Regions from separate parts of the Homo sapiens genome. Here region 1 is linked to region 2. Evidence: chromatin contacts called from ENCODE Hi-C data. All regions are on one chromosome and are shown on one strand. Each heading gives the region's core, a stretch centred on a gene start or an enhancer-like site at or near the end of the contact. The rest is flanking DNA. Distances are from core to core; before and after follow the strand shown. Region 1 overlaps USP25 (ubiquitin specific peptidase 25). Region 2 has its middle 49 kb from the start of USP25.

Region 1 (6,523 bases), core at 2,321-4,820, 140 kb after region 2:
CATTTTTTCATTTTTAGTATGAGAGTTGTGACGATTTATGATATAAATTTTTTTTTGAGTACTCCCTCTCATAAGTTATTTTATCACAGGATTTTGATGCTTTGGTTAAGTATAAGTGCCATTCAACATCACGTTGAAGAAGACAGAGAAGACTTGAGCTACTAAGTCATGGTTTTAACCAGTGTCTTTTTCTTTGGGCTAGAAATTCTAATGTAAAGAATTATTTTCGAAGGATAGTTGTGAGATTTCTTTTTTTCCTGATCATATATTATACCCACTCTTGGAATTTTCAAGAGGTGTGGAAAACTTTTAGAAAGAGGTTGAGTTTTAACTAAACTGTGTACCCAGTTACTTGTCAGGTCCGCATTGTGGTGATACATATAACAATGTCAGTGCCCACATCCTGTGCCTAAGATTGCAGTGAAGAAAACAAAGGTGGTATTAAAGTTTTTGTTATTGTTTTATTTCCTTTCAGCATTGGTTTACTGAATTACCACCTGTGTTAACATTTGAATTGTCAAGATTTGAATTTAATCAGGCATTGGGAAGACCAGAAAAAATTCACAACAAATTAGAATTTCCCCAAGTTTTATATTTGGACAGGTATGGTTTGATATACTGCATGACTTAGTTTGAAACAGTTTAGTAAGGGAGAAAATATTGTTTAGAGGAAAATTCTGCATAATTTTCTTAGAATTAATTTCTACTTTTGCATAATATACCTAATACCATTTGTCAAGGTAGATGAAATTTACTTTGTATTAGAAAAGTATAGTTTTTGGGAATAATGTTATAAGGAAATTTAAAAAAGATGAATTTTGTAATCTTAAAATTCAGAATTTTAAAAAATACCATTTTGTATTATCTACCTTACATCTTATACAATTTTGAATGAATTGATGCTTTGTGGTGATGTCTGTACTTAATATTGTATCTATCTATCTTTCTGTCTTTCTTTCTGTCTCTCTGTCTTCCTGTCTTTCTGTCTTCCTGTTTTCCTGTCTTTCTTTCTTTTGTTTTTTTCTGTCTGTCTTTCTGTCTATCTTTCTGTCTTTCCTTCTTTTTTGTTTTGAGACAGAGTCTTGCTCTGTCGCCCAGGCTGGAGTGCAGTGGTGCGATCTTGGCTCACTGCAAACACCATCTCCTGGGTTCAAATGATTCTCCTGTCTCAGCTTCCCGAGTAGCTGGGATTACAGACACCCACCATCGTGGCTGGCTAATTTTTGTATTTTAGTAGAGACGAGATTTCACCATGTTGGCCAGGCTGGTCTTGAACTCCTGACCTCAGGTGATCCTCCCGCCTTGGCGTCCCAGAGTGGTAGGCCGGGTACGCTGGCATCTGGCCATATTGCATCTACTTTCATGATATTCGGAAATGCTAATGATTACCTTTTTCTGATAGATACATGCACAGAAACAGAGAAATAACAAGAATTAAGAGGGAAGAGATCAAGAGACTGAAAGATTACCTCACGGTATTACAACAAAGGCTAGAAAGGTATTTTAACTTTTATGAAATTAGGAGATAATTATCAGAAACCATGTATTTGGTGACTAGATTTTTAATTTCAAATTTGCTTTGAGTGATTTATAATTTTAGGAGTAGTTAATATTGTGTGAATAGTTTTGAGTTTTGCTTGAAACTAAAAATCTATAGTAGACTTTAAAAAATTATTCTAGTGTTTAAAATTAAATATCTCATTGTCAACAGGTAATGTTCCTACTGCTGAAAATAGATACAAAGTTAAATGAATATAGTTTTGACCTTCCTTTTTGCATGAAACTAAAGATTACTCTTGAGATTTTCATTAAAATGAATGGTATCTGAGTTTTTCTCCTTAAAACAGGATACAAACTCAGCTGCCTACCAAGTCTTCTCAGCAGCTTCGTAAAGGAGGAAATTGTGTCAGGTGTAAGATGGTATGTGCCGGGAGCCTAGAGAGCAATCTGTGTGTACAGGGAATGAATGCCATTCCATACCAGTGGATGGTACCATGTATGAGTATGGCCTCACTGTTGTCTATTGATTTGGATCATTTCTAAAAGACGTCAGAATCTGGACTGAGAAATGTTCTACAGGCCAGACAGAAATCTAAAGGCTGAAATGTCACAAGTCATTTCAGTTTGCAAACCCCAATCTGCTCTGCATTCCCCTATTTTAGGAATTTTCAAATTAGTAGTCTAAAACTTCTTACATCAAATAGTATATTGTATTTTAATGATTTTTATTCTTAAAAAGTATGAATAATCATATTGAAACATGATTAGTGGTAAAAGATAGGAGGATAGTACACATCACTGTCTTGATCATGAGACCAGATGCCAGATCTAAAAATAAAAACAGTCTCAGGAGATGTCAGTTTTCATCTTCCTATTGAGTTACAATTTAGAACAGCATTTACAGATTATAACAGTATATACTCACATTCAGTCCCAATCGGCCTTGGTTTCCTGTCTTTGGGGAACTTTTAATGTTTTTCTTAAGTGTATATTCAGTTTTACCATCTTCGTTTTAAAGCAAATGAATTTTATTGCTGAGGAAGTTTTATTGAAGTATCGTATCACGTTTTATAATAATAATAAAGGCCCAAATATGCTGTATATAGAAATAAAAGCATTTGTACATTTTATGATTAACAGATATTTAAGCTATGGTTCCGGTCCCAAACGATTCCCCTTGGTAGATGTTCTTCAGTATGCATTGGAATTTGCCTCAAGTAAACCTGTTTGCACTTCTCCTGTTGACGATATTGACGCTAGTTCCCCACCTAGTGGTTCCATACCATCACAGACATTACCAAGGTAAAAAGTAATCCTGATGCAAGAGACAGTTGTTACCTTTATTACACAATAATGTAACTGCTGCCTTTAAAGACAGTTTCTATAAAATGTATGCTTTGATTTACTTCAGTGAACTCCTAAGAGTAGATTCACTTAGAAGACTGTATGTCCTCTGGGAGTTTTTTTATTATTTCAGTAGATTTTATGGTTATGGATTAAAATTTTAATCACATTTTTTTTCAGTTCAGAATTATACTTTAGCATGTTTTGGTATGTACATATATAAGATTCAGCATTTTATGATCCATAAAAATAGTACTATCAAATTAGAATTTGTTTCTGTAATGTAAGCTGATAAGCCAGGGAAAATAATATCACCATGCGTAAGATTTTCTTGTTTTTTAGAAATAAATATGATTAAGCTGTTTTAACTCTAAAGCTACAACTTCATCTTATAATAATTTAGTTCTTATGTATTAAAAATCTCATTTGGATGTTAGATCAATCCACATATTTCTTTAAGATTTTTTCTTTTGAATTACAAGCCAATTTAATACTGTGGGTTTGGCACGATCTTTGTCAAGAGTTTCAGCTTGAAAGGTTAATAAGAAATACTCTATGCTTTGATACAGCACAACAGAACAACAGGGAGCCCTATCTTCAGAACTGCCAAGCACATCACCTTCATCAGTTGCTGCCATTTCATCGAGATCAGTAATACACAAACCATTTACTCAGTCCCGGATACCTCCAGATTTGCCCATGCATCCGGCACCAAGGCACATAACGGAGGAAGAACTTTCTGTGCTGGAAAGTTGTTTACATCGCTGGAGGACAGAAATAGAAAATGACACCAGAGGTAAGAAGTGTCTCATAGCATGGTTACTGTCACCTCAGATGGATATGTGTAATGTTAATATTGAGAAGGGAAATCACGTCTGGATTTTATATTTAAATATTATAGTCATTTTTCTTTTCCAGAAAGGGTTTTAAGATAAACTAGTTTGGCTCCCCATTTTTATAATCTCAATATCAGGTTCACAGGGACCAAAAGATTTTCCCTGGATTGCTTAGCTGATTAATGACATAGCAGATGGCCTGATTTTCTAGTTTGCTGCTCTAAATTTATATCAAACTGGTATTCACAGTTACTCCATTGGAGAAATGTCATACAATATCAATGTTTGTACATATCAATTAGGTACTAAATCTAAGTTTGCACAGGGAGTTCCGGTGATTAAAAAATTTTCTTTGGGCTTAAGAATTAGAAATGTGAATTTTAATTTTTAATAGCTCTAACAGATTTATGAGTATCTATGATCCCATTACTAGTCTGTAACAGAGTTTTTACTGGCATGCAGCAAAATAAGAAAAATAAGGACAGTGCTCTGGGTGGGGTGTGTGCACTTGTGTGCGTGTGCGTGTGTGTGTGTGTGTGTGTGTGTGTGTGTGTGTGTGTGTCAAGTTGCCATCTGTCCTTTCTTGGAAGGAACTCTCTTTTATTCTTTTCTATTCTATTTTTTCTTTTTTTTCAGAATAAGTTATTCTGAACTTTTCTCTTTCCTACTTTGCTGCTGTTAAAGTGTACTTAAAAAAATGGATTATGGTAGATTTTATTACATTTTTTTCCTTAAATGTGAAAATATAATTCCCTATTATCATTCCCCAATTTTATGCTGATTTATTGATTTTTGAAAAAAATGAACTATGTGACATGGTTGGAATTATATTGAACAATATTGATTGTTGGATATTATATGACCAACTTAACTCTTTATAGACAATATTTGAAAAAGAATGGCCCTAATTTAGTAAGAAGTACATAAGGTATGATGGTGACTAACAGCATTAGTAGCTGTCAAGATTTTCTTTAGTATTTTTCAAATAAGAGGGAATTTTTAAAAATATTTGAACTCATTAACAAACATTAATCAAGCAAATAGTGTTGATGAAGCACTATATTAGGCGTTGGGTAATTTTCTACTCCTCATGGCAGGTTGTTTTTAAAAGATTACATTCAGAGGAGTGGAAGCTAGGAAGCTTTTGACACCTAAGTAGTGGCATTGAGGGAGGGAAGAAGTGAATGTACTTAAAATACTCTTTGGAGACAACTGACAGATGTGGGTCATTGGCTAGAGGTAAGAGAGAGGGACGAATCGAATGATTCTCTCAGTTCATAATGGTATGAATAACCAAATAGAATGTATTTTGGAAAAAAGGTAAAGCAGTGGGCAAAGAGGTTCCCACTCAGGGGAGGAAAGAGAAATATGATGAGTTCTCTTTTGGCCATTTTAAGTTTGAAGAGCTTTTTTGAGACGGAGTCTCGCTCTGTCACCAGGCTGGAGTGCAGTGGCATGAACTCGGGCTCACTCCAGCCTCTGCCTCCCAGGTTCAAGCGATTCTCCTGCCTCAGCCTCCCAAGTAGCTGGGATTACAGTTGTGTGCCACCACACCCAACTAATTTTTGTATTTTTAGTAGAGATGGGGTTTCACCATGTTGGCCAGGGTGGTCTCAATCTCTTGACCTTGTTATCCGCCCACCTCAGCCTCCCAAAGTGCTGGGATTACAGGCGTGAGCCACCATGCCTGGCTGTTAAGATTTTTATATGTAATACTATGGATCAGGAAAGAAGGTTTTCCTCAGGATATTTTTTTTCTTTCTTTCATCCATATTGATGTTAGCAGTTAGCATTATTTTGTAAACTATTGTGTAATATTCCAACACACGGGTATGATGTAATTCATTTAATTCCCATATTGATATTTCCTAAATAGTGCTGGTCTTCGATATACATATTTATACACTTCTGTAAGTAGGATATGTTCTTTTTTATGTTCAGGGGTACATGTGCAGGTTTGCTATAAAGGTAAATTACATGTCTTGGGGGTTTGGTGTAAGATTATTTCATCATGCAGGTAATAAGCACAGTACCTGATAGGTGGTTTTTCCATCCTCACCCTGCTCCCACCCTCCACCCTAATGTAGGCCCCAATATCTGTTGTTTCCTTATGTCCACCATTTCTGGTTCAGAGTGTGTATATTTTAAATTTTGACGACTGTTTTAAAATTGTCACTCCAAAACATTAAACCAGTTTGCATTCCCACTGTGTGAGAGAGCCTGTCTCCCAGTATCCTCCCTAGCCCTGGACACTTTTTAGTAGTTTTTCACAATTGAAAAACTGGTATTTTAGTGTTTTGATTTGCATTCCCTTAGCTTCGAGTGAAGTTGGATATTTATATTGTTCTGTAAATTTCTTGTTTGTGACATTTGCCCATTTTTTAAGTATTGAGCTATTTGTATTTTTCTTATTACTTAATAGAAAGTTTAATGTATTGTGGATATTAACACTTTACCTATAATATCACATATGCTGCAGATATTATTTTCCCAGTTTTTCATTTGATTTTATGTTGGTTTTGTTTTCTTTTTATAATGTAGATTTTTTAAAGTGTTGGGCAGGGAGGATCTTATCTTTTCCTATAAGGTTACTAGTTTTCTGACAGGCTTAAGACAGGTCTTTCCCCACTCTAAAGTTAGCCAGTTTCTTTTATAGTTTTTCAAGGTTTCTTCCTGATTGGTTCAGCAGCTTCACAATATGATGTGGTTACAATCTAACCGTTTCCTTATTGACAGATATTTAGGTTATCTCTTTTTTAAAAATTATTGTGGACAATATGACTGTGAACATCCCTATCTGAACAATTTTGTAGGATTATTTTCTACTAGAAGTAGAAATAATT
Region 2 (5,996 bases), core at 2,831-5,330:
AGAGAAACGACTAAATCAGCAGCAGGGTTGGAGAAAGTATGAGATAAGACTGGAACATCTTGTGACAGAAAGTATGGAAGTGGTTACAGGATGATGGACACATGCGAAAACGACATGGGAGTGGGCTTGAGAGATCTCCACCTGGCCCAATTAGAACAATTTAGGCATCGACCTAAATAATGATGGTAACTTATTATAATCTACTGAATAAAATAAGAATCCACAAGTCTATGATAGAAATAAATATGTGGAGAAAATAGAGAGAGAAAAGTTTCTTAGAATGCCAACTAATAAACGTAGACATGATGATAGGAAATTACCATTCAGCAACTGTCAAAGCAATACCTGATCTCGGCAAGAATCATCAATGAATGCTAAACCTCGTGAGTGAAAGTAATATGAAAAATAGATTGTATCGGTCAGAGTTCTCCTGAGACACAGATTCAACAGAATCTGTTACATCTCTCTATTTATATTTATATAAAATATAAAATTATACATATAGACATATATTCTATTACACACACACACACACACACACACACACACACACACAGATGTAATTTAAGGAATTGGTGCATATGATTGTGGCGGCTGGCAAGTCAGGCCAGCAGGCTGAAAACAAAGGCAAAATTTCTGTGTTACAATCTCAAGGCAGAATTCTTCCTCTCCAGAAAACTTCAGGTTTTGTTCCTAAAGCCTTCAGTTAATTGAATGATGCCCAATCACATTACTGAGAGTAACCTTCTTTATTTAAAGTGAACTGATTGGAAACAATACTCACACCTACAAAGTATGTTCACAGCAACATCTAGATTTATATTTGACCAAACAACTAAGCACCATAGCCTAGCCAAGCTGACATGTAAATTAATCATCACAGAGATATTTATGTAACCTCAAAATAATTCACTATAAATGTATTAATCATAAAGGGAGAAATACTAGCTTTATAGACATCAAGCTATTCATTTGATCAAAGTTAACATCAAAGTTAGTGGGACAAATCCTCACATGATTCTGAGGTTTTCCTATCAAAAAAGCCCAATATTTTCTAAGTATAAGGGAACCTATGACAGACCCAACTGAAGAATATTCTGTAAAATAATTGGACTATACTCTTATAAAATGTCAGGGTTATGAAAGACGAACAAGACTGAGAAAGTGTTCAATACTAAACGAGGGAACTGGCACGGTGGCTCACGCCTGTAATCTCAGCACTCTGGAAAGCTGAGGCGGGGGCACATCATGAGGTCAGGAGTTCAAGACCAGCCTGGCCAAAATGGTGAAATCCTGTCTCTACTAAAAATACAAAAATTAGCCAGGTATGGTGGTGGGCGCCTGTAATCCCAGCTACTCGTGAGGCTGAGGCAGGAGAATTGCTTAAACCCGGGAGGCGGAGGTTGCAGTGAGCCGATATCACACCACCGCACTAGCCTGGGTGACAGAGAAAGGCTCCATCTCAAAAAAAAAAAAAAAAAAGCAACACATGGTCCTGGATTGGATATTTGACAGTGAGGGGGCGCCAGAAGCTGGAGGAGAAGGCTTTAAAGTACACAATTCATTGTTAGGACAATTGACGAAATTTTGTAAAAATAACATGTGTTAGATAATAGTATATCTATATTGATTTTTCTTACCTGAATAATTATAGTCTGGTTATTTAAGAGTATATACTTTTTCTTAGGAAATACACACTGGTATTTACAGGTCAAGCAGCAAGATTTCTGCAGCCCTCTCTGATGGTTCCAAAAAGTTCATAAATAGATTGATAAACAGACAGGATAATAAAGTAAGTGAGACAAAATGTATACATTGGTCAATCGAGGTCAAGAATATACAAGAGTTATTCACATGATTCTTGTAACTTTTCACTAAACTCAAAATTATGACCCAAAAGAGCAATGTTTACAATGTGTTTCTCATCGTATTGGTAATTTACATTTTTTTGGAAGTGGAAATTTTTTTTCAAATATTTTGGCTATAGGTCTGTTTCTTAGATACTTAGTTCAACACAAACCCCACCATTTAATTCTCTAAGGAATTTAGGAGCTCTCTTTCCCACAATTCAATTTCCAATAGATACTATGATTACTATGAAACCTATGATTTATAGATTTCAAAGTGCTGTACATCACAAAACAGCATGGGATTAATTTAAAAGTGTTCAGAATTAGGAGACTAGGCTAATAGTCCAGAGCCATGAGTGCTTATATTTAAGTATTCAACAATATAAATGAGTACATTACTCACATGAATACTAAGATTCTTACTGTTGATGAACTATTTTGTAATACTATTAACCATTTTTAATTAAAATTATCATTGCGTATGTTGAGTTTTAACGTAGAAAGAGAATAAGACTCCTTCGGGAGGTAGTTTTTTTTGTTTTGTTTTGTTTTTTGAGGCAGGCTTTCACTCTGTTGCCCAGGCTAGAGTGCAGCAGCATGGTCACAGTTCATATGAGCCTCGACAACCCCGGGCTCAGGTGATTCTTCTGCCTCAGACTCCCAAATAGCTGGGACTACAGATGTGTGCTACCATGCCCAGCTAACCTTTTAATTTTTGTAGAGATGATGTTTCGCCATGTTGCCCAGGCTTGTCTTGAATCCAGGAGATAATTATTATATGGATATACTTAGGAATATTTTTAGTGATCTAAGTAACCAGAAAAAGAGGATCCCTTATTATTCTACCTTCTGACTAGGCTTCACTGAAAACTCTGCTTGTTTTTATGCATAACAAAACTCAGATAATAACTGGAGAGAAATAACAATTCATTCTTCACAGTAATTCATGCAATTTAGTAATTAAAAATATTAGTTTCCATTTTTATTCCTGGTTCAAATGTGGTAAATGCAAACCAGAAAAATTATTAGTCCGATATTGCTAATTAAAACATTCTGTGTCTGTGAGTTACACTTTTAGAAATCAAAAACAGCAATGGATAAAGAAAGTATATTTTCAGAAATGTAGATTTGTTATTTAAAAATAAAAAGCAGAAATTTTGACAAAAGATATTCTTGAAGACGAACTGGCCATACTGTTCAAAACTGTGTGGTCGTGGTTTTGAATATGAATGCAATTTCTTATGTATAAAAATAGTTATTTCATGAAGAATTGTACTTCAGTGGAAAATATAATTGAGAGATTACAATTTTTAAAAAATCATTTACTGCTATTGAAGGTACTGGTAAGTTTCTTTAATAGTTTTACAAATTCCATCCCACTTAGTACTATGGCAATATAAAATTCTATCTAGCACATAAATTCTAATTTAATAAATCAACAAAGTATTGTTATGTTTTACTGTGGTTACTAACAACCTTAAGGTCTGTGGCCATCAAGGCAAAACAGTCTCCAATCAAAGCCTGGAATGAAGGAGTTAACCATATTATCCATGTGATTTTTGTACACTAAAGAATTAGGTTCTCTAATGTAAATATATATATTATATATATATGTGGTTGTTGACAAACATTTTGGACAACTGATTAGATAACAGAGTGAAATGATAACTAGAAAGTTATTCTGCAATCTAAGTACTGTTTGATAGTACATATTCTTGGAGAATACATTCCAAACTTAGAATATTTAGGATATTAAATCGTTTCCAGTTACTTTTTCATTCTCTGATTAGATCACAATTTTATCAGTATATGAAGTCGCCACTTGTTTCACTAAAATGAGTGTCGTGATGAGGCAGCATTATATTTCTTCATTAACAACAGTGTTTGTGTTTCAGCCGTGTTTTCAGAAAGTTATGATAGAATCATTCTGATTCCTTTTTAATGTCTTGGCCTATTTGTGAGGAAAGGCAAATATAGGAAACACGGCTGAATCCAAACTGCTGTCCGTTAACTGAACCTATATTTGAAATAAAAGTATTACTTTAGCTATAACCATAATATTCTTTCATAAAATGACCTAAAGACAATGGCAGTTGCCTGATGGAGCAGCTTCCTGTGTAAGATGACTGCCTAACTAGAATTTATGTGCAGTATTTAATGTGTGGAGTTGCATTTTGAAACCAAGAACTTTGCTCCCCTTCCACGGCTACTGCTCTGATTCAAGCTACTACCACTTCCTCCCTGGACTTACGCAATATCCTGAATGATCTCCCTACATCTTCTCTTGCTCAATTAGAATTCATTTTTACATAGTAGCAGAGTAACATTACATTCCTGTTCAAAACCTTCCTGTGACTTACAATTGCACCTAAAATTGAAATGTACATGATCCGACCACAACCTCCCTCTGCTGCTTTGGCCCATCTGGCCCTCTTTCTGTTTTTCTGATAGATACACCAATGTGGATTCTGCCTTGGGTCCTCTGCATTCCTGGTCTCCTCTGCTCTTCTACCATCTCTTTTCCAGGCGTGCTCCTTCCCATCATGCAGCTCTCAACCCAAAGGTCTCCGTTCCAGATCTGCCTTCTCTGTAAGTTTCTCAACACACCTTTGCATTGTCTTCATAATATTTACCACTATCTGTCATTACCTTGTTAGTTTATGTGTCTTTTTTCTTCCTAATGAAAATAAAAACTCAGCGAGTATAAGGATATTTGTTCCTAGGAGGATGTCTAGTATAAAGGGGGAACTCAATAAATATTTGTTTTATAAAATGAATCTTCAAAACTGGTATCATTTTTCTGCTGTAATTGAAACGTTATTGTCCTAGTGTTATAAAGTGTGTAGATATTATTTTCCTTTAAGCATTTACATGACACAGATTCTGATCATTGTTGGATTTGCAAACAACACTTAATTGAAAGAAGGAAGTGGCAAACGGTTATGTCTTGCTTCATTGCAGTGAAATAATATTTATTATTCTATTGTTTAAAACATTGAGCAGGCAGAGTCTGCTTCCTGGAAATAACATGAGTCAGATTCTAACCATGTGCTGATTGCATATTCTCCATTGTAATCATAGGATCAGACACAAATGAAAACTGTGCACAAACACCTCTCTGGGCACTTGAGCATTGGACAGTCAACAGGAGCCCTTCACTAGATTCAGCTTCTTAAGGTTCAGCTTCCTACCTAGCTCTAAATCTATACCCTCAGCACCTGGCATAGTACATGGTGATGGATATAAGATGAACAAATAATATAGGTGAAAATTGATCAACCTACTATTATCAGTCATCAATAAATGAGAAAGGTTGGCTCTAAAACTTTATTTCCAAGCCAGGCATTTTTCTATGAGAAAATAAGTTCCTGATTCTAATGTTAGCTGTCTAAGTTAGCTCATTTAAAAGCAAATTTTACATTCATTTTTCATCAATATTTATTAAGTTTTTTCTGTGCTAGGCAATATGGATACAACGGTAGAAAAACCAACACAGATCCTGTTTTCAGGGAACATACGGTCATCTAGAGTCACAAATATGATCAGCCAATCAGCCAAGCATATATTAATAATTATGAATTGTGATAAGCACATTTAAAGAAGCTATGGGAGTATATGGCAATAATATATGATTTAGTCTGAGGGGTCAAAAAAGGCTTTGATGAGAAGGTGACTTTTTAGTCGAGATCGGAAAAATGATTAAGAATTAAATAAAGTGAGAAGTTTGAAGAGAGTTGTAGTTATGGGGAGAAAAGAGCATGAACACAGACCTGAGGTGGGAGGAAGAATGGATGTTGAAAGAACTGACAGACCAGCAGTGTGGCTGAATGGAGATGAAGAAAAGAAGGACAGAGACTGGCACAGATGAGACTGGAGAAGTGGGCAGGAGAGAGATCATGGGGACAGTAAGTATTGTAGGCAGTTAAGGGCCATTGGTATATTTTAAGTCTAGGTAATAGGATCAAATTTGCTGTACTGTTGCTCCTGCAATGTGCTGAATGTGAAACCTAGCCAAATGCAAAGTTTTATTAGAGACTTGGAACCTCCCTCAGGTATGTCAGTGATGGGAAAGGGAGTGAGCTAATGACATCTGACTTCTTGATCCTACCTCATCCTGGTACACAGATGAATAAGCTGGTGGAAACC

Evidence for each region. Hi-C counts contacts between places; a loop is a spot of excess contacts on that map. Pooled maps may share reads with other maps.
Region 1: a map of CD8-positive, alpha-beta T cell shows a loop between it and region 2 (14-fold over the local background). The contact joins two enhancer-like sites. A Hi-C loop is called at or near these places in 10 of 168 maps with a recorded cell type or tissue (B cell, CD4-positive, alpha-beta memory T cell, CD8-positive, alpha-beta T cell and 5 more), 4 of 37 single-sample maps with no recorded cell type and 14 of 50 pooled maps.

What each region holds. Positions count from the first base shown.
Region 1 is chr21:15,823,564-15,830,086 of GRCh38, forward strand. USP25 (ubiquitin specific peptidase 25) reads left to right here. Exons shown (of 26, transcript NM_001283041.3): 11 at 476-603; 12 at 1,403-1,498; 13 at 2,641-2,802; 14 at 3,414-3,640. Among named protein-coding and RNA genes, the nearest start is that of USP25, 97 kb to the left of the region's middle. Within about 2 kb of position 3,571, at least 4 of the 41 ENCODE cell types and tissues checked have a DNase peak (open chromatin) inside an H3K27ac peak, as active enhancers do.
Region 2 is chr21:15,678,316-15,684,311 of GRCh38, forward strand. No RefSeq gene overlaps it. Among named protein-coding and RNA genes, the nearest start is that of USP25, 49 kb to the right of the region's middle. Within about 2 kb of position 4,081, at least 6 of the 41 ENCODE cell types and tissues checked have a DNase peak (open chromatin) inside an H3K27ac peak, as active enhancers do.